Linked DNA regions of Homo sapiens: region 1 is linked to region 2. The links are chromatin loops, found by intact Hi-C in ENCODE. Cell type or tissue: MCF 10A. All regions are shown on one strand. Links, peaks and the distances in the headings refer to the core of each region. The heading gives the core; the rest is flanking DNA.

Region 1 (10,846 bases), core at 1,359-9,358, 87 kb after region 2:
AAAGGACAAACTCATCCTATGAAAATGCTGGGCAATTATCTTGAGAGGTATTTTTATTTCCCAAGAAAATAATAGGCAAGGAAACGCTGAACCCATAAGAATGAATGAGAGCATTTCTGGCATAGTAACTTCTGGGCGAAGGTAAAACATTGCAACTGCTACCGATAACACAGCAAAAGATAAAATAAATTTGTTTTTTAAGCATATATATATATATATGTGTACCTCATTGATTACATTTCTTAACATACATTGATTGCGTTTTCAAATACCTGCTAGAAAGGCCCAGGCATGCAGACTTAGCCAGCTGAAGCTGACAAGAGAGGGTCTTTGAAAGAGGCCTGCAAAAGAGAAATGTCTAGATGGAGAGAAAAGAAGGAAAATCCCAAGGGAAGTTTTATGTCAGCTCAAGACCATATTCAAGGAGGCTTCAAGAGCAAAATGATACTTAAGGTCTTAGAAGAGAAGTGAATGGTCAAAAGGCAAAGGGTTGGTGACATGGAATTATGAACAAGACTCCTGGCCTGGTGCCCACACTCCACCACAGCCTGAGGACATGGACTTCTGCAAACCTGTGCTGGCCTCCTGCTCCCTTGCCAGGAAGGGAATGCCTCCAGCCTGGGCTAGCACCCAGAAGTTCATGTGCATGCTCCCTCTGAACCCACAGGGAGGCTCCTGGAGGTCTGACAGTCGCCGAATACTTCTAGGTTCCCAGCTCTCGTAGTGTCTTGTCATCAGCAAGTTCTACTTGCTACGTGTAAGGCAGGGGAGGGCGTTCTGGGGATAGTAAGTTAGCAATGCAGGTATTTCCTGTAAAGAGCCTCAGCCATGTGGATCAGTCTTTTGGGCATAATGTCCTGGTTATATTAGGACCCCAGGGACTCTTGGAGGAGCTCCTCAGGGTCCTTCTGTATCTCTGATTTCTGCAGCACATCATTCACTGACTCACACATGCACATACACACACCCTAGCCCAAACCTCCTGGTGGGTGGAGATGAAGCCCACTGGCTGTGAAGCTGGCCGTCCTGAGACAACAAGTGGGCCATGCTCGGACTGGACGCCAACTTAGGCCTTGTGATAGCTTTGGCTTCTACTTTTTGCTTTAGCTTTGATGTGCTCTGGGTTACACACTTGGCTAGTGAGCCCTGCTTTTGGGGGATGGTCACCCTCCCCTTTCTTCAGTGTAGCTTACGCATTAGTCCAGCTTAGGGAGGGGGAAAACCAGCTGATTCTCTGCCTGCTGCCTACACTGCCTTCAAGACCCAGACACAGGCTTTCCCTGCTGAGGCCAACAGCCCTTGGTGGTCACTGGCACTTTGGGTTAGGACCCAATAGTATGAAGCTTTCTTTCTTTCCTTTTTTTCTGAAGACTTGTCAATGGTCAAGGCACATCATACAAAGTTGTACTTAAAAAAACAAAACAAAACAAAACAAAACAAAACAAAAAACCCTGAAGCACAAGTAACACACCACATAAGCATGCAATTTTCTTCACTATGGTTTTGCCCCAGCATAGGAACGAGCCCCCAACTATCTGTGACATGAATGGTTCTGAGTTGAGAAGAGCTGGGAGCACACACAGCCTGGCTGCACCCAGAGGATGCCCCAGGAAACCTGTCTGCTTCCTACCTCTGGTCCATTTGTGCCCTGCTGACTTTTTGAATTTTTGCCCTTCAGATCTCTACACAGTACAGGAACTTGCTGAAAGACCTCATGAAATATGACTGGTGAGATTCCATTCCTCTGACCCTCAGCAAGGATGGAGCTAAATGCACTGGGTGGAATTTACAACCTATAATTTTCTGTAACATTTTTCCTGGAGTGGGGAGATAGAGAAAGAAAAAAAAAAAGAAGAAGAAAAAAAGAAAGCTAAGAGAAGGAAATATAATTTCAATTCATTCATGATTTATCTATTCCCTCCCTGTGGCTGCAGGGGAATTTTAACTCGGTTGCAAAATGGCCTGGTTGTGCAAGATGCCACATGCCATGGAACTGCAAACAGCATGCGCACGTTAACCTTTCCTTTGCTGGCTGCTTCCAGCCTTTCACCCTGCTGCTACCTGGCCTGACATTTTATAGATTTCAGCAACTGGGCAGGATATCACGGGCCTTCTGGAGCACACAGGTGGGTGGTACCTGGTATGCATAGACTCACCCCTTTCCCCGCACAAACAAAACTCTGTAGCCAATGTGAAACAGAATGTTTGAAATCTGTGTCCTTTCCACTTCTGCTGCTTTCTCCTTTATCCAATGCCTTTCCTTTGAAATGCTGTGAAGCCCTGAAGGGATGCGAGTGAGCTGTGAAGAGGAGCCTCTTAGAATTGTCAGTTTCATGTTAGCCAGCCAAGGCAGCGGGGCCAATCAAACGCTTCTCAGCTGCCTGTGTCATTTGCACTGATGGGCTCCACCTACAAAGGAGTCGTCAGCATCTCAAGTCTGCATTGCCCCACTTGGTGTAACAAAGCCCTTCCCCATACATTTCCCCATTCAATCTGCTTCTGCCATTTAATCAAGCATTCTTTAACTTCCAGAAGAAAAGGGAACACAGTGACCTTGGAAGGAGTGGATGAGGCCATTAATCAATGGTCTCTGCATGTAAATGAGGAGCAGCCAATTCCTACAGCTGAGCATCAGATTCCAATTAGTGCACAAGACCGAGTCCGGGAGGAAGGGGTTAATGTCAAATGTCACCAGGCAGAAGAAACACAGGAAAATTCATTCCCATAGCCTGGCCTCCGACAAGCATCTATCTATCTATACGTTCAGCTGAACTTTCCTTTCCCATTCTGCGCAGTGAACAGTCATTGTTTAAAAATGTCATGATAATAATCAGCTTTTGCGGCAAAGATATGAAAAATGTATTTTAAGATCAAAAGGATGATATTGTCTTCCAGCAGATTACACATTCCGCCCACAGAAAAGGCTAATCTGATGTCCTCAGAGAGGAAATAGGTAAACATTTTCAACATTATCACCATCTGTGTTTCATTTCTTTGGGCCTGCTCAAGAAAAAAGTTATTTATGTATTAATAAAAAAGAATGATTTTGTCCTTCAGAAAATGGTAATGGCAGCCTTGAAATATCTGCCTTGGGTTTTACAATCCCAGCTGTGTATGCCCAGGAAGAAACAGGGATGCCATCAGCTCACCTCCTTGGGTAGTGAGCCTCCTTCCTCCCCGTTCTCTGTCTTCATCCCAAATTGAAGTTAGGTCTGGCATTGGCCAAGGCAGCATCTCATCCCATGTATTTCATGAGGAGAGAATAGGCTTCCTTAATGGGAATGCCAGAGAGGTGCCCTGGGGTTGGAATCCCCGTCCTTCTGCATCTGGCAAGCCACATGTCCTCTCTGGGCCTGGGTCCCATCTGTGGACTGGGGATGGCCTGGCCTCATGGGAATGCCCCCAGATGATGGGCAACTGTTTTCCAGTTACCAGGGCCTCACAGACACAAGCACTGGCATCACTGTTGTCTGTGGGAGTATTATCACCAAACACAAGGTGGGAGAGGAGGAGGGAAGGATTGAGTGCTGTAAAACCTGCAACCTTTTAGATTGTTTCAAGCGTTGGCTTGGACAGCCTCCTGTGAAGGCCCCATCACATCCTCCAGGAGCTCTGGAGCAGCAGGGGGTAGGGTGCACACACACCTGTTGTAGACGGGGACGGAGGAGAGGCGCAGCGGACATTAGACACCCCAGCTCCCATGGCCTCTGAAAGTCAGGCTGGTGCTGATGGATGGCTCAGACCTCTGCCTTAGAGGTATGGTGTCACTGCCCCCACCTCCAACAGACCCCACCTGCCTCTGGAAGCAGGAGGGCATGTGTGGGGCTGAAGGCTCTCGGGAAGCTTTCAGCCAGCAGTCTTCCAGAAACTGCAGAGATTCCACTGTTTTTCCCCATTTCCTTGGGCCTGAGAGGCTGAAGCAAAGGGCACATATGTTTATTCTGAGGCTAAAAACAAAGAGCAAAGCAAACCCACCGACAGTCCCCGAGAGTGCTTTCCCTTTCCACCACCCTGGGGTCCGTGCAGGGCAGCCCTTCCTCCAAAGCAGTGGAGAGGGAAGCCCCCATCAGCCACCACCCATGAAGAGTCTGCATGTGGAATTAATAGCATACCAAGAGTCACTCAGTATTTAGGACAATTAAATATGACGAGGATTAGATTTTTTTAATTCCAGGTTAAAAAAAACCCACTTATTTAGAACTTCAAGTGTCAATATAAAATAATGTTTTTTTAAAAATTGTTTTGCTCTCAAAAATCTACCTTAGAGTTGAGTAAATTAAATATTCAATTAGCAGATATTATCAAACATCTGCAGAGGAGACTGTGGAGAATTAACAACAAAGCAAAACCAAACAGACAGTCCTTGTCCTCCAGCAGTTTGTAGTCTGAGGCAATGGGGTCACACAGGAGAGGAAAGAGGCTGTGGGGGCCAAGGCTACCTCTCTCATGGGAGAACAGGAGACCATAAGCGTCAACTCAGGCTTTGGGAAGTGAAATGCTGTGGCGCTGAGTTTTGGGTTATCTTTGATGAACTCTGGCTTATCCACACTGGACTAGTGAGCTGTGTGTCTCACCACCCTCCCCTTTCCCTAGGCAAAGAATCATGCCACACTCTCCCCCTGCCCCTGTCATGGACACAGGGTCCTCCTTTGAGGTAGGAAAATAGGATCTGGAGGCAGGAAACACATGAGGCTGATTCACACTTCAGCTACGAAAGGAAATATCCTCCCCATAGGGTGTACGCCGAGTAAATGACTTTGTAACTTTACTTCATCCTCTTCATTTAAATAGGGTGTAAACCAAGTAACCAATGGAATCCTCTAGAGGGTATTTAAGCCCCCATAAATTCTGTAACGGGGCCCTTCAGGCCCTATGCTCAGGCCCGCTCCCACACTGTGGAGTGTACTTTCATTTTCAGTACATCTCTGCTTATGTTACTTCATTCTTGCTTTGTGCGTTTTGTCCAATTCTTTGTTCAAGACACCGAGAACCTGGACACCCTCCACCGGTAACACCTTCCCCAGTGCTCTTTCCAAGGGCAGCAACCAAGCCACCGGGGGGATGACAGCGCCACCTAGTGTGCAGCTGTCTGTCCGCCATCTGATTTTGGGGTCCCCGCTCCTCCTTGCAGGGACCACACATTTTCTGCTCCTGGTCTTTTGCAGTTTCCAGCTCAGTTAGTTTCACCTTATCATTGCTTCTCGCATGAACACACATTTCTTTTCTTTCTGTCTATGAGCTCCAGGGCTCTATTCCTAGAGAAGCCTAATAGTCGCAAGCCTCATCTCCGTTTTAAGAAGTAACAGGGCATGTTTTATAGTGAAACTGAAAAAAAGTCGACTTTCCAGTGGGGCCCAACGCTACCTAGGGGATCTGATTGTCTCTTTGGAAACTTTCTACAGGGAGTATTCACTGGGTCAGGGCAGGCCTGAATGCTAGTCACACTGCTGGCTGTGTGACTTTGGGCCAAACACCAAATTTCTCTGAGTCTCAGTTTCCTCGTTTGATAAACAAGGGCTTGAATTGAGCTCTGGCTCAAACGCCTTCCAACTCTTGCATGCTCTGAGGCTAACTTCTCATCCTCTTTCAGTTAAATCTGTTTCCTTCAGGTTACGCCAAGCAAGAGAAAATAAAGGAACAATTTCCCTTTCAGTGCTACAATTTTTCTTATAACATTGGATTCCATGATATTAATTGTATGTATAAAGTAGTTTTTAGCAACATTGAAGGTTAAATAAAGTTTTGGACACTAGTGCAGAAGTCAAACCACATTCAGGAGAATACTCCTGTGGAAAAAAATGCATTTTTGTTTTCAAAGGTCTAGATGACTGCCTAATGCTAAACTGCTGGGAGCAAAACTCTCTTGTGAGTTGTGGACTGCTTGCACAAATCACTTACTCAAATTCCATCTGTCAATGTGGCTCTGATATTAAAATTGCCAATCTAAAGGGACAATACCCTAACTAGCATGGGTTTCAATCCACGACACAATATTGGGGCCTCCATCCATCCTCCCCTGTCATAACAGACTGATTACCTCCAGAAGTGGTTCTTCAAGAACAGGGTGACTGTCACATTTTTGGCATTTTGGCCTCTTGCAAGGGACTTAATTACATTTCTAGGTAGTTTACTGGAGCTTTAAACATTTTTCTGTTCCATATCCTAACTCTACAGTGCAATCTCCCAGTTTTAGTTCACCAATGTTTGTTGCTGTAAATCTGTCCTTGAAACATCCTGGGATGAATGCAAATTTGATTTTTACTCCCTAAACAAACAAACAAACAAACAAACAAACCCTCCGAATTAGCAAAGAAATTCTACGGAAGTTACAAGCTAGGCTCTGTTGCTGACTGACTGGACATATCTGGGGCGCCCAATAAGATATTTTTCACTCCAGTGACCTTGGAGAAGGGTTGGATGCTTCATCCTTATTCACTATTCTGCTATTCATATCAAAGCATTTTATACCATTTATATGATTTATCATGCCATTTGATCAGCCTGCGTAATAAGTCTCATAAGTTATCTTCATTTGAGAACTTTACTCCCCCAACACATTTAAAAAGAAAAGACCGAGACCTAGGATGTTTAAATAAGAAAATAACTACACATTCTCACAACCACACCTCAGAACCTCCTGGCTCTCAGCAAGGATGAGACAAGCTCTAGGCCTATGCAGGTTTAGAGGAAGAGTCCTGCCAAGCACAGGCCCTGCTGCCAGCCATGATATGAGAAGTAAACAATGGTCTCAGGCAGCAAGTGGGGGCCATCTGCTTTCAAAAACCATCTGACCTCACCTGAGTCCATCACAGACACTGTCCAAAGAAGGGGCATTGGGGAGAGAAAGGTAGACACAGATCTCAAGACCACGTCCTCACTGAGGCAAGAGAGCCACGACAACTGCTTCTGTGACATGCCCCGATGTCCCCTCTGGCCCCCCAGATGATGTCTTCTCAAACAGAAAGCTGGCCAGGTGCTCACACACAGGCTTGGCACTCATAGCCCTTGAGGGGCAGGGCCTGGGAGCTTGGTCCTCCCTCTCCCCACACCCTGGAGAATTCCTAGGAAATATGCCAAGCTCTGTGTCCCTTTGGTGCCAGGGCACATGCGTGCTCTTGTTCTCACTCCAAGATGTAGAAAACACCTTAATTATCTTTCAGCCCATTAACACTCAACTCTGTGGCCCAGAATTCAATTCAACTCAAGTGGACTCAAAGTAGCACATGTGGAGGATGCAGGGGTTGACTCTGGAGCCTCCACTTCACTCCTAACGATTAATCAAAGACACTCCTGAAATCCCACTTCCATGACAACGATTGGTTCGGGAAGGAGCCGGTAGACTACCCTGGCCAGTGAAATGTGAGGAGTGCTAAGAAGGATTCTGAAGAGATAGTCTTTTTCCTTGGATGTGGGTCTGTGAGTGACTCTGCACGGTCCAGCTGGAAGGCTAAGCTGGCCCACGAAGGATGATAGAGTGGAAGGAAGCCGGCGCTTGATACTGATGATGGTTCTGAGCCTGGGGCCTGCCCTATTCATGGACTTGGCAATGTGTAAAAATAATTTTCCCTACTATTTGAGCCAGTTTGGGGCTTTCTGTAACCTAGAGAGCAGGTGACCTGACACCACACTCAGTTTCTGAGCTGCGCCTGGGCCAAGGTCTCAGAGATGGGAGACTTTGTGCTCCTGGAGTTCGCAAGCAACCAGAGTCTGGCTTCATCTTCCTTCCAAAGCCTGGCTGAGGAATGCCGTGCGAGGCAGGAAGTCTCTTCTAGGTCTCAGGGATTTGACCATCTTTACTATGCATGAAGCACCAGCAAGCAATCACGGCAGGCCCAAGGCCACGCCAGCATCCTTAGTGACTGTGTGTCAGGCCTCACAGACACTCCCTGTCCTATGAGTACCTGGTGACAGAGATTTGAACAAATTTTAGTCAGGCTTTTTTGAGCCCTCTGCTTTGCAGGGCCTAATCCTTGGTCTACTGGGCCCAGTTTTAGCAAAGAATCCTGAGAAGCCAATTTATCCAGGATCCTCCACTCTTGATATCCAATCAAGTGTCTCTTCCTCCACCTAGAAGTCTAATCAAGTTCCCCACCCCCTACACCAAACTAAGCCCTCTTGGTAATTTTCCATCCTTTCCCTTACTCCACCAGCTGTAAATCCCTACCTGTCCCTGTCGTATTTGGACTTGAGTTCAACCAAGTGTTAGAGCAATTTCTCTTCACCACTGGCCATCCATTTTCCCCTTGTACCTGTGCTTTGTGTTTCTTCTCTGGGGTGCAAACCCAGACAGCAAGGCAGGGGAAATGGTCTGTTCCCTAAAGCACACTCTCCTCCCTCATCTTTTCCTGGCTTCTCAACCTCCTAGGACAAATTTCTTACATAATCAGAGGACTGGGTTTTTCATACAGCTATGAAGATTAAAGTACAATATCCTGTGTCAAGGAGTTTGACTTTAATATATCCTGGCATAGATGACTGATAGCCTTTCCTGAGAGCAAATGAGGAGAGAGAACGAATACAAGTGACTGCATGAATGAATCAATTACTAAATGAAGGTGCTGAGCACCTGAAGGCAGGCTGGAGAATAGGAAGGACCAGCAAAGTTAGGTGGAGGCTGGGGAAGCCAAGGACTGGCTTCTTCACTGGCATTACAAATTTGGTGCAGAGCAGTTCCAAGCCTTCTTGCCAAACTATTCTTCCATGTCAGTATCGATTCATTGTTTTGAATTCAGTCTCAATCACCTCCCAAGGTGACAGTCCCTGAACCTGGAGTGTGTACTCACTGACATATCACAACTGTGATGGATCAACCGTCTCACGTCTCAAGGTGCCCTTGGATGTTCCACCTAGAAGCTCTGCTTCTGAGATGACACTTACACTAAGCAGTGTTGGGGCCGCCCCTCCCCGTCTGCACAAGACATCTGTAGCCCAGCCCTGCCTTTGCTCTATCTGAGCGCAAATCCACCAGGCCAGGTGCGGCAGTGGAGGTGCCCAGAAGAGCCCAAGTTACTAACTTGAAGGCTGCTACATTTTCCCAAGAACAAAATCACTCTTCATTGCTGAGTCCATATGCAGGTTTTTCTGGTTTAATAATGAGAAAGACAGTCCCACCCCCACACCACCAAATACCCCAAACAAAACCATAGCCCAGGCTTAAAAGGTTCCAGTTGTTCAAGGGATATCTCTCTCTCTCTTTCACAAAAGGAAAACCTTTACTGGTTTTACAAACACAGCATCAGCAGAGGGGCCGGCCTCGTGGGGAAAAGTTCATTTGACTCCTGTGGCACAAGCAACTCTCCCAGAACAGCAGCTTCCAGCACTGAGCTCATACTCCTACCTTCCCCCCATGGAGGGGAGAGGTGCAGGTCAGCCATGAAGGAGGGAGAAAGCTGCTGCAAGGAAGCCTGGGGAAAACTTGGTCCCTGGACCTGGAGGCCACACAGAGTCGAGCCAGGGAGTTGCTCACCCAGCTGCAGGATTTGATCGGGGAAATTCTCAAAGGTTATGCAAAAGAAGAGGCTGTTTTCATACTTTTTATGTATGTATTTCATACAAAATATAGCGGACTCAACTAGTAATTTAAGTGGGACCTTTCTGTGACCTTCCCTGATAGGAGCAGTCTCTACTCAACCACATCTATAATACATCCCCAAGAAGTCAGTGCTTGGCTTCCCCAACCCCCACCTACCTTTGCTGGTCCTTCCTATTTTCCAACCTGCCTTCAGGTGCTCGACACCTTCGTTTATTAATTGATTCATGCATGCAGTCACTTTGTATTTACTCTCTCTCTCTCCTCATTTGTTCTCAGTAAAGGGTATCAGTCATTTATATGAATGGTAATTTGCACATAGGGCAGTCCGGCCTGCTATCTTTGCTAGTCCCTGAAAGGCGTTGCCACATTGGTCTCCCCTGGCCTCTGCCCATGCCATGCTCACTCCTTTCTTTGCCTGGTGTTCCCTCCATTGGGAGCACCCATTCTATTTCTTACCCACCCTTCAAAGTCAGGCTCAAGTTCTTATGGCCTCTCAAAGTCTTTCCTACCTGATTTAACCCATATTAGTCTCCTCTGAGCTCCTCTCATCCGTAAGACCGTGCCACAGAAATATGAACAGGATTCTGTGCTGTCTTGTATTATCTTGTTACTTTCCCCCCAAATAGAGAATAAGCTTCCTGAGGCCAGGTCCCATGCCACATATTCCACGAAGCCCCAAGCAGGGTGCTGAGCCCAGCCCATGGTGGGAGCGGTGGTTGTTCAGGAGTGAGGCAGACTAGCTCTGGGTTCTAGTCCTGGGTGGGTGACCCAGAATCAGTTCTTGCTCTGGGCAGGGGGTGGGGAGGCCACTCCCCACACACATGGAGGAGCACAGTGGGGTTGGGCCAGTGCTCACTGTCCTGGTAAGGGAGCAGTTCCTCTCAGACTTTGGTGAGTGGCAGCACAGCTGCAGGTGGGCCTGGGTGACAGCGACTGTGTGAGCCTGAACAGAGGGTCAGTGCTGTCTAAGGTGGGAGGAAGAAAGTCTTAATGAGGACCCTGACAAAGCAGCATGCAACATGGGCACTGAAACCAACTCTAACAGGGATACTGGATTTCCAAGTGATTTTATCGATGGTTGAAGGCTCAACATCGTGGCTAGCTTATCGTAGAGACCAGACCTCTAATCCCTATGCCAACAAGCTTCCAGTGCTTATGGGAGAGATTAAGTTAGGATTTGTACATTTTCCTGCAGTGGGGCAGGGGGAAGGAATAATTTGTGCCCCTCACTTGGTTGTGAGTGGAAGGAAACGGGACATGGCCTCTGCCATCAAAGTGTTTACCCACTTCTTGAGCAAGTTTCTCACCACATCC
Region 2 (10,846 bases), core at 1,499-9,498:
CCTGGGAGAACTCAGGTCTCTTGATGCCCAGTTGAGTTCCCTAGCACGGGAGGTGCATCACACACAGATTCCTGAGCCAGGAAACAAACGTGCACCAGAACAGAACCGGTGGGTAGTCATTCCTGTAGTCTAGCCCCATGGGCAGCTGTGCCCTTGGCCTTGCTGTCAGATGTACTTGGACCCTCCAAGCCAAAGTCTACTTGGTCCCCTCTTTGTCCCCCAACTGTGGACATGTTGGTTTGTCATCTAGCCCATTCTAATAATTCTATTTCACTGAATAAAGATCAGCTGGCAGGCCAGGACTTTTCCTAGTGCCAACTGGCTTTTTCTGCATAAAGGGGATTTTCCAGCAGACGGTGCTTCAGGGATTCAGTTTGTCTTATGCTGGGAAAAGTCAGTCTTGAGCCAAATGTAGGTACCCATCCCAATAGACGAAGAAGCCTCAGGGATGGACTTCCAAGGCTGGCTTGGTCTCCATGCAGGGTTCTGGCAGGCACACCCACACATGGCCTGCTGAATACCACCAGCCTCCAAAGCTACCCAAGTCTGTCCTTTTCTTGTTAATGTTAATCTCTGTATCTTCCAAAGTTTAATGCCCATCTGGCATTTGAGGCTTGGCTAAAGAGAATCATGCCTCTTAATAAAACAAAAAGCCAATTACACAAGTTGTTACATTTGGCAGCTGGTATCTTGCTAATTTGCAGCATGGGCGGTCCCTCTGTTAATCCCCTCCCTGGGCTCATTGCTCCTGTGTCTCCTCAGCAGGACCTGGGTGGAGAGCCACACCGAGACATCTCATGCCACTCACAGCAGAGTCTCAGAATATCATGATGAGAAGGGGACTGAGAAAACAGTAAGGCCAATCCCCTCTATTGCACAGAGGGAGAAACTGAAGCCACCTGGCAGGGGGTTGGGTGGGAGGACCAGGCTTGTTCCGTCACAACCTGGTGAGGTTAGAACACCAAGTCCTGGCACCCAGCCTGACACAGCCCCTCCCACTGCCCAGGCACCTACTTTCTTATTCTCCACAAAATGCTCAGCTTAGGTGGGCCCCATTCTGACAGGTGGGCGCCTCCTACACAGTGTGATTTTAGAGACTCTAGCAGGCTCATTTGGCCTCAAACGACACCATTAAGGGCAACACACTTGTGCCATTTGATTTACTGGGTGGGTTCTGTCACCTGGCATCAGCAGGGCTTAGTTAACCCATTAGGCACCCCACTCCAGATAGTCTCAGAGCTGAGGAATCCCTGGTGGCAGAGGACACAGGGCAGCTAGCTATGACACAGGTAGAAGAGCACCTCCCTCCCTCCCTCCCCAGGTGCCAGTGAGGCGCTGCTGATTTGATCCCTTTGTTGGGGTTGGTCCTATCTAGCAGGGCTGCCCTCCACCCACCCAAGCCAAGAGCATCCTACTGGATTCCAATCCCCCTCCTCCAGGAAGCTTCCTGGCCACCCAGCTCTTACTGTTCTAGCTCCTTTGAACTGTCACCGTGCATGTGGTCATAGCCCCACAACCTTCATCTTCAATCATGCCCTAATATTTTCTGTCTGCCCTGATGAGACCCAGAGTTCTCCAGGGCAGAAGAGGAACATGATTTCTGCCCAGAGTTCTCTGCTTGTCGCTGAGGAAATGACAAGGTCGCTTGGAATATGGCAGCTGTGGTTGGCAGGCTGGGCTGTGGGCAGGGAGACAGGCTGAGACTGAGATGGCCCCTCACTTGGTATCTGCCTGCAGGCCAGCCTCTCTAAAAGTGAAGCATCTGGATCCTATTTAAGGAGCCTCTCCCTGTGGGAGAGTCCTAATTTTTTTTTTAAACATTAGCCATGGCTGGGCAGGAAGCCTGCTGGAGGATACCCAAAGTAAGACAGGGGTCCCAGGCCTGAAGGGAAACAGGACAGTAGTTCTCCCAGGCAAGCCAGCGTGCTCAGGGTCCTGTGTGGTCTGGCTTCCTAGGCAGAGTTGTGTGAGGACAGGCTCGGGGAAGGGCAGCATGGGTCCTGAAGCATGGTCTTTGGGCAGTCTTGGGGTTTGGACTCCTGTCCCGCCAGCTGGAGAGAAGGAATGAGGGATGAGGCGGTGCTGTGGGAAGTGGGGAGAAGGGGTAGGCAGGTGTGAGGCAGCAGTGAGTCAGAGGCTCAGGCAGCCTCGCCCTCAGAGCAGAGGGGGTGGTTTCAGGAATGAGAAGAAGGAAAGAAAGCCAGAGTTCAAAGACTCATTAGGGTCTAAGGCAACTGGCCCCATGGAGCAACAGGGAAAGGCAGGTTGGGGTCATCGAGTGGGTGCTGGGGTGCTGAGTCAACCCAGGGTAAGAGATGGCTCTCCCCTGCCATGACTGGCTGCAAACTGGGTTCCCAGCACAGACGTGAGCTTGGACATCAGGCCTGTGATGACAGAGGCCCTGGCTGCCTCCCTGGCCAGTACCAGCCTGGTTCTCTGAATGCCTGGGTAGTTCTGGGCAATGCTGGCAAGCAGGGCCCATGCAGGGATGGGGCATGGAGGGACAGCGCACAGAGGGCCAACGGTCCCGAGGACTCAGAGGGTCACCAACCCCAGGCCATCAAGACCGGCCAGCTCTGGGACTTAATGGAATGAGCCACACAACCTACAAAGGGTGTCCACTCCGAGACTCTGACCACGTAAGCTCTGCCCATGTTTTGGGGCTGCCCAGAAGCCAGCACTGCTTTCCCAAGGCCCTCACCGCAAGAGGCATTCCTGACATTTAACATATCTACTCTTGAGGGTTTATCCCATGTAGGTCTCGTGAAATTTAAAATCATGGCTAGTGTCCCTAAAACTCCCAGGATGGGAAAAAGCAAGCATGAGGGAAGAGGGTCTACGGAAAGTGTGGGCCTGACTCCTGGTGGCAGGACGGACCTGTCTAGGGTGTGAGAGCCGCTGAGTGTCCCTACAGGGCCTCCACTTGTCTGGCACAACACAAGAGCTCCCAGGGGAAAAGCCTCCATTTGAAGTGCCTGTAAAGTAATGCGGAATGTGTCAGATGATTCATGTGCGTAAATATCAGTTGGCAGACAAGGAAATGTCATTTTCACCTTTGTTCTCAGATTCTTTTGAAGTGTGAAAAAAGATGGTTTCAGCGATCACTGGGCATTGTTTGTTACAGGAGCATCATTAAAGAAACTGATTTGGGGCTTGAAAAACACTGAGGTATGAACACTGTCTGTTAGAGCTGGAAGGACTCCTCATCGTCAGACCTCGCTCCCGGGGCAGAAATTCCTCCGCCTCTTCCCCAACAGCCTCGGCTGCTGCTTGTCCACTCCCAGGGACGGGAAGCCCACTTCATCACCGGGAGGCCCATTGCAAAGGCAGCCCCAGCTGTTGGAAGGCTCACCATTTTATGGTGGAAACTGCTTCCAGGAGAGAGGAATTGAAATCCATGACACTGACAAGCAGGGCATTTGAAATTGGCCTCCCTGTCACCCACCCACAGGCCGAACATGTGCCTGCTGGGGCTGCCAAACACACCTCATCAAACTTCCAGGTAAAGGGCCATCAGCTTTGGAGACAGTTTTCATGTTTCTCCCGCCAGGGAGATAATGCTTCATGCTGAGATTTGAGGACTGGCAGGGGAATTATCTATCTATGTATCTATGTATCTATGTATCTATGTATGTATGTATGTATGTATGTATCTATCTATCTATCTATTTTTTAAAATTTATTGTCCTGTGGAATAAAGTTTTTAGACTGTGTGTGATCCTAGTCTTTGCCCCCTGGAGGTCACCTGTGTGTCAGAATCCCCCTAAGCACGTGACACCAAGGAGAGAACACATAACTGAGCTCAGTGTTTACCTTGGTATTAGGACTGGGTCATGGCCCAAGGCTCCTAGTCGCCAACCTTCCAGGCCTTTCCACAACGAGCCCTGGAGTCAGCAGGAAGCCAGCCAACAGGCTTCTGCAAAGGATCTTTTAAAGGTAGTAAAAAGCCAATGAGGACAACCACAATTCCAAGCAACAGTTGGAGTGGGAGCCATAAAACCAGCCCGATGAAAGAGAGCTGTTGTGTTTTAGTGTTAACATCACTTATGGGGGAATGGATCCAGACACATTCTGAACAGCCTTTGTTTCCCCTTGGGTAGCCAGCTCCTCTCTGGAGAGTTCAGGGAATCTGCATATCAAATGTGGCATTTTATGGTGCGAACTGAGCCTCCAGCGGGGAGGAACTGAAATTTCTGGCATATACAGGCCGGGCACTCTGCTTTAATTGTGCCCAGAGGGAGGGTGACTCCTTGTAACAGGCTTCTTCATGTTCTTTGTCACAGCTGCTTTCTCAGCAGCTCCCACCTGTGAGAACATCATGGCTGGCTGCTATGGACCGAATGTGTCTCCCCAGAATTCATACATTAAAGCCTAAATCCCCAACGTGAAGGTATTAGGAGGTGGGGGGAGCCTCATGAATGGGATTAGTGCCTTTCTCAGAAGAGACATGAGAGAGGATCTCTCTCTGCCATGTGAGCATGCAACAAAAAGGTGGCTAAGAAGCCACCCCAAAAAGGTGGAATAAAATTTTCATAGTTGTCTAAATCACCTATTTGGTGCTATTCTGTTAAGGAAGCCCAAATGGACTATTCTAATCCCTGCCAGGAAGGCCTGCGGCTATTACGAAGAGCCCCCAGGGCTCTGCAGCCAACAAGAGCTGACATGACACCACCAGCCCACTGCCTTTTGGGGTGATGCAGGAGGTGGGCGGTCAGCACCTTGAATCTTGGACTGTGGGAATTATAGGGATTGGAAGAGTTTTTTCCGAGGGTAACTTCCTTGAAACACATCCTGAGAGTAAGAATGTGAAATCCATGAGTAACACCACCATGTGGGAGGGTTGCACAATGAGCTATATGTAGAAGCAGAGATCCACTGGATGCACATACAAGAAGGAACCAGTGTGAACAGGCGGCAGCACCAATGTGAAAATGAGTGAGCTGGAATATACTGCTTCATGGCCAAGCTGATCCATAACTTAACACCAGGTTGGGTGTGTGGGATGCTGGCCCCACACTGAACAACTGTTTGGGGCAGACCCCACCAAACCTACCCTCCCTTCTTGGGAAGCCTTGATCATAACCTAGTCCATGTAGACTGGGTTGGGGCCACAGTGCACCCTCCATCTCCCTGGGTGGGGCACTAAGATGGGTGAACAGCACAAGCACCTGAGCAGCAATGGTCCCCAAAATCTCAGGATGAAGCATCACTTGCCTCTACCTTCAGCAGCATGATGCCCTTCTCTATGTTGGCTTAAATAGAACTGGTCACAGAGCTTCAGAGTTATCCCCACCCCTCAGGAAGCATGGGAAGTTTCTTCCCTTAGACTCCAGCTCTCTCCTGCAGTAACCACACTCAGCAGCACAGATGTGAGGGCTAAGCTGCTTGCCTCTGCCTGACCTGAAATGAAGTCCCTTGGGCAGGGAAACCCTGAGCCCCACATTAATCTAGCTAGCCATGTCCTGAGTGGTAACTTAGAAGGGTGATTTCACAGGATCTGGGAAGGTCCTCCTGCCCCCTCCCCTGGCTTCCCTATCCTCCTCCAACTGCCCACACTCAGACTTACTGACCTGGGCACAAAGGATTTTATTTGATAATTACAGGTGGTTAGATGTGCAACTTTCTCCTATTCGGTCATTATGGAGGCAAATTTATTCACGAGAAGTCCCTTTCTGGACAAGGGTCCATTGTACTGGTGGAGCTGAAGGGAGGAAAGGGGTCCACACAGGGGTTCTGGGCCCAGGGCACACAATGATTTTACCAGAGACAAGCCTGAGTTCACCATCTCTTCTCTGTGGAATTGAGCTGTGCAGATGAAATGGTCTTTTAATATTATCTCTTCTAGAAAGAAATTGTGACAGTACTACCATCTTGGTTAAATATGAACTTTCCAATCATATTCTTGGTGGGCAGTTAAACAAGCAAACCAAAAACCCCTAACTATGCACTGAATGTTTGTGTCTCCCCAAATTCATATGCTGAAGCATAAATCTCCAATGTGATGATACTTGGAGGTGAGGTGTCTGTTAGGTAATTAGTTCACAAGGATGGAGTCCTCATGAATGGGATTAATACCCTTTTAAAAAAAAGACAGGAAGAGATGATCTCTCTCTCTCTCTCTCTACCATGTGAGGTCACAGCAAGAAGATGGTCATCTGCAAACCAGGAAGAGGACCCTCACCAGACACAGTTCTGCTACCACCTTGATCTTGGACTTCCCAGCCCCCAGAACTGTGAGAAATAAATTTCTTTAAGCCACTTAGACTATGATAATCCGTTATAGCACCAGACTGACTAAGCACCCCTCATTTCAACAACTCAGGCCTATGACAGTGTTAGGTGACATGGGACCACAGATCAGACAGAAATCTTGGAGTCCCAAAACTTTAGAGTTGGATGGAACCTTGAGAGGCAATCAAATTCACGTCAGCCATCTAGAAATCAGTAGGTGGTATTCGAGGAGTGAGCTGGTGCATAACCTGGTTGGCAGTCTCAACTTAAACACCTCTGTCTCTCCTGAAGGGATTCTCTGCACTTTCCCTGCAGCACTCTTGAGCACCCATTACCTGCTGTTTTCCAAAGAAAACAATGGTTTGACTTACTGTTGTATAAAGAGATCCATTTATAAAGAGCTATTTTGAAAAAAAACCCAAAACATAGGGTGTGCATGGCATATATATATATATATATATAAAAGACTCTAAAGTTACATACCAAAATATTATCCCTGGTTCTCTCTGATGGTAAATCACTTTTATTTTTCTCTTTTGTGCTTTTCTGTATGTCCTAAATTCTCTGGAAATAATACATAATACCTTTGTAATCAGAAAAACAACAATAAAAGGAAAGCAACAGCAGTTACTTTTAAAGACCCCTAATCAATATTTTCCTGCCTTGATTGAAATAGCCAAGCCTCATGCTAGTTCCCCATTGTCAGAAAACAGCTGGAGTGTTGGTGAAAGCATGAAAGGAAATAAACTGGTTAGTAAAAAGCAGTGGAGGAGCTTTAAAGTAGGTGCTACTTTGTGATAAAAATGTACCTTATTCTACTCTCACTCCCGTTGGGTATAGTTGATCCATTAGAGGCAACTACCAAAAATATCTACTTGTCTAGAAATCTGGCTTTCTGTCACATTGGGATCAGTAATAGCCTCTAAAGTTAATTTGTTCTTCCCACATTGACATGATTTAAAGTGATATGAACCCTTGTGAGATGAGTGGAGAGAGTAGAAAATATTACAAGTTTCTGGAAGATCCATGGCCTTAGAGAGCACACATACTGCTTGCATCAGTTGATATTTATACTTAAGTAATGGAGAGATATACTATGTTTACGGATGGAAAGCCACAGTCTTGTAAAGATGTTGATTCTTCCTGAATTTACCCATAGACTCAATGCGATACAAATCAAATTTCCAACAGGTTGTGTGTATACACACGTGTGCACTTGACAAGCTGAATCTACAATTTATAAACATATACAAAGTCCTGAAGACAGCTTCAGTGCTCTCAAAGAAGAAGGACAAGGGCTTGTCCTATGAGATATCAGAACTTACTATATAAAGCTTTTATAATTAAGACATTGTGGTATTGGTGCAGGAATAGATCAACTGAACAGAAGAAAGAACTCTGCAATATGCTCCTGCAGAAACAGACATTTGCTACAAGACAGAGGCAGTATTGTAGATCTCTGGGGGAACAGATAGACTTTTCAATAAATGGAGTTAGGGCAAATTGGAATTGGAATTCATGTGAAAAATAATAAAACTAGGCCTTTGCATTATACCATTCACAACACATTAAATCCAGGTAGACTAAAAAAATAAACATTGGGTCCCGCTTTTAGAATTATGGCATAACGAACTCTGTAGACATGCTCTTCAGAGAAATAAATATAAATGGTGAAATGATGATTTTGATTTTAAAAAAAACACACACACTCCAAACCCAACCGGTTAAAGTATCTGGAAATTTTCCTAAGTACCTATAGCACATGAAGAAACATTTATTCAAGAAAATCTACTTTTGGGAGGCCAAGGTGGGTGGATCACCTGAGGTCAGGAGTTTGAGACCAACCTGACCAACATGGTGAAACTCCGTCTCTACTAAAAATACAAAAATTAGCCAGGTGTGGTGGTGGGCACCTATAATCCCAGCTACTTGGGAGGCTGAGACATGAGAATAGCTTGAAACTAGGAGGCGGAGGTTGCAGTGAGCCGAGATTGTGCCATTGCACTCCAGCCTGAGAGACAGAGCAAGAGTCTGTCTCAAAAAAAAAAAAAAAAAGAAAATCTACTAAATTCAGTAAAAACAGCAAGAGTCTTACTTGAGCCATGATCTGCTTGCTCCCTCTCTCTTTGCCAGCTAAATGTGAAGGAAGCTTCATTCTGGATGGAAGTGCCAAGGAGACAGGGTTCCCTCTTCCCCAGCTTCCAGTCAAGGTATATAATATTTCCCTGGGAGGTCAGGATGCCAGCACAACTAATCCCTGCCAGCTCCAGGCTGTGGAGACTAAATTCCAGGCAAATGCAACTGAGCAGTCTGGGGCTCTCATCTTCCACTCAGCTCTGACTCATAAGATGGAGACTCTACTGCTGGTGTGACAGGGCAGTAACACTGGGACCCGAAGTTCCCTCACCCCAGTTTACTCATAGGACAGAGATTTCATGCTGGGAGAAGTGAACTGAGAGACCAGAGTCTACCATGACAACCAGGCTAGAATTACAACTAAGGGTGTCATTCTAAGAGAACTGGGCCATTATGCCCACACCAAACTCTGGAGCAGTGGCTTGGAGATTTTGGCCATGGGGCGAGACAGGCCATTAAAATGGAGAGCTCTGACTGAGAGGAATTTGGAACAGAGTATGAGGAAGTTTGAGCCTAAAAGTACTCTTAAAACAATGAACATTTTGGTGGTAAGTAATTAAGAGGAGGCTGGTAGCTCCATGAGAGCAACAAGCTAGACTGTAGGACAGCTAGTTTACTAGGGAAGAAAATGAACCAAAAAAAAAAAATGAACAAAGCCTCAGAGAAATGTGTGACACCATTAAGCACACCACCATATGTGCAGTAGAAGCACCAGAAAAAGAAAAGAGAAAGGAACAGAAAATTATTTGAAGGATTAATGGCTAAAAACTTCCTAAATTTGATTAAAAAATTAATCAGTACATCCAAGAAATTCAACAATCTTCAAGGAAGATATACACAGAGATCCAGGTGCACTCTACTAAAAATATAGAAAACAAAGACAAAGAGAAAAATTTGAAAGCAGCAACAATTTTTTTTTTTACTCGTGTACAAAGGAACTTCAATATGATTAACAGCTGACTTTTTGTCAGAAGCTAAAGAAGCCAGCAGACAGTGGAATGACATATTCAATGTGCTAAAAAACAAAACTGTAAACAAAGAATCGTATATCCAACAAAACCACTTTTCAAAAACGAAGGCAAAATAAGGACATTCTCAGATAAACAAAAACAGATAATTCATTGCTACATACCCACTCTACAAAAGGTGAAAGAAGCTTTTTAGGCTGAAAGCAAGTGACCCCAGATGGTAATCACATCTACACCAAAAAAAAAGAGCACTGGCAAAGATAACTATGTAATTATAGCAGACAGTATAAATATACATTTATTCTCCTTTCTTGTTAGCTGATTTTAAAAGCAATTGTATAAAATAATATGTTTATAACTGTACAATTGTGCCTATAACATACAGAAATATAACATACTTGAAAATAATAGCACAAAGGATGTAGGTGGGTGCAAAACTGTATTGGAGTAAGGAAATGATATCAAATGATAACTTGAATCTACAAAAACACTGAAGAAAACCAGCAATGGTAAATAAGAAGGTTAACATACAAATTATATAACTATATACTTGCTCTCATTTATTCCCTCAGCTTCAAATGACAAAATTATTTAAATCAGTAAATTTAAAACATGTATTATTGGGTTTGTAACATATATAGTTTTATTTTGTGTAACAGTAATAGCAGAAAAATGTAAAGTGTAAAATACATATAGGAATAACATTTCTATATCTCACAGAAATTAAAAGTTTTAGTATGAATTTGAAGTAAATTCTGATAAGTTATGATGTATATGGTAAACCCCAGAAAAATCACTAAAAACACCCTCCAAAAATGTAGGAAAAGTATCATTAAATGACTTAAAATGCTACAACAGAAAATGTTCAGTTAATACAAAACAAAGCACTGAGGGAGAAACAGAGGAATAAATGAAATGAGACATATAAGAAGCAAAGTAAAATTTCAAATATAAATCCAACTATATCAATAAACATATTAAATGCTAATGAATTAAGCAATCCAATCAAAAGGCAGAGATTTTCAGACTGGATAAAAAAGTAATATTCAAATATATGCTGGCTGTAGAACACATACTTTAGAATTAAAGATATAAATAGATTGCAAGTAAAAGCATGGAAAAAGAAACTATAAGAAAGCTGAAAGAGTTATACTAATATCAGACAAAATTAACTTTAATATAAAACAATGCTACTGGAGATAACCAGGTGTTATATAAACAGATAATAATAAAAGGGCTAATCAATTTGAAAGATTTAATAGTTTTAGACATATACACATCTAACAAGAAACCCCAAAATACACGAAGCAAAAGCGACAGAACTAAAGAAAGAAATAGATGACAATAATAGATGGAGGCTTTAATATCTCACTTTTAATAATGAATAGAACAACTAGGAAGATCAACAAGAAAATAAAAGACTGACAAAACTATGATACAACTAAACCTACTAGATCCCGCTGGAACACCCTATTTAACAAAAGCAGAATGCACATTTTTCTCAAGTGTAC

What was found. Peaks named below come from ENCODE experiments on the same cell type or tissue, not always from the same donor. Only the 100,000 strongest peaks of a DNase experiment are listed, where the experiment ranks them.
Region 1: a loop joins it to region 2, with 2.5 times the contacts of the local background. A loop is called at or near these places in 4 of 110 quality-filtered maps.

The regions. Positions count from the first base shown.
Region 1 is chr5:133,455,276-133,466,121 of GRCh38, forward strand. The region is part of intron 3 of FSTL4 (follistatin like 4); the gene reads right to left. Among named protein-coding and RNA genes, the nearest start is that of MIR1289-2, 33 kb to the left of the region's middle. RefSeq lists an enhancer at 2,147-3,346. In MCF 10A, for the core only: a CTCF peak has its summit at 5,079 (motif pointing left); DNase peaks (open chromatin) are centred at 1,976 and 5,046.
Region 2 is chr5:133,368,620-133,379,465 of GRCh38, forward strand. The region is part of intron 4 of FSTL4 (follistatin like 4); the gene reads right to left. It overlaps LOC124901068 (a long non-coding RNA gene), which reads right to left and starts at 10,223. Exons shown (of 2, transcript XR_007058941.1): 1 at 8,327-10,223. RefSeq lists enhancers at 1,889-3,088, 2,191-2,725. In MCF 10A, for the core only: no CTCF peak of the experiment used is centred there; DNase peaks (open chromatin) are centred at 2,112 and 4,852.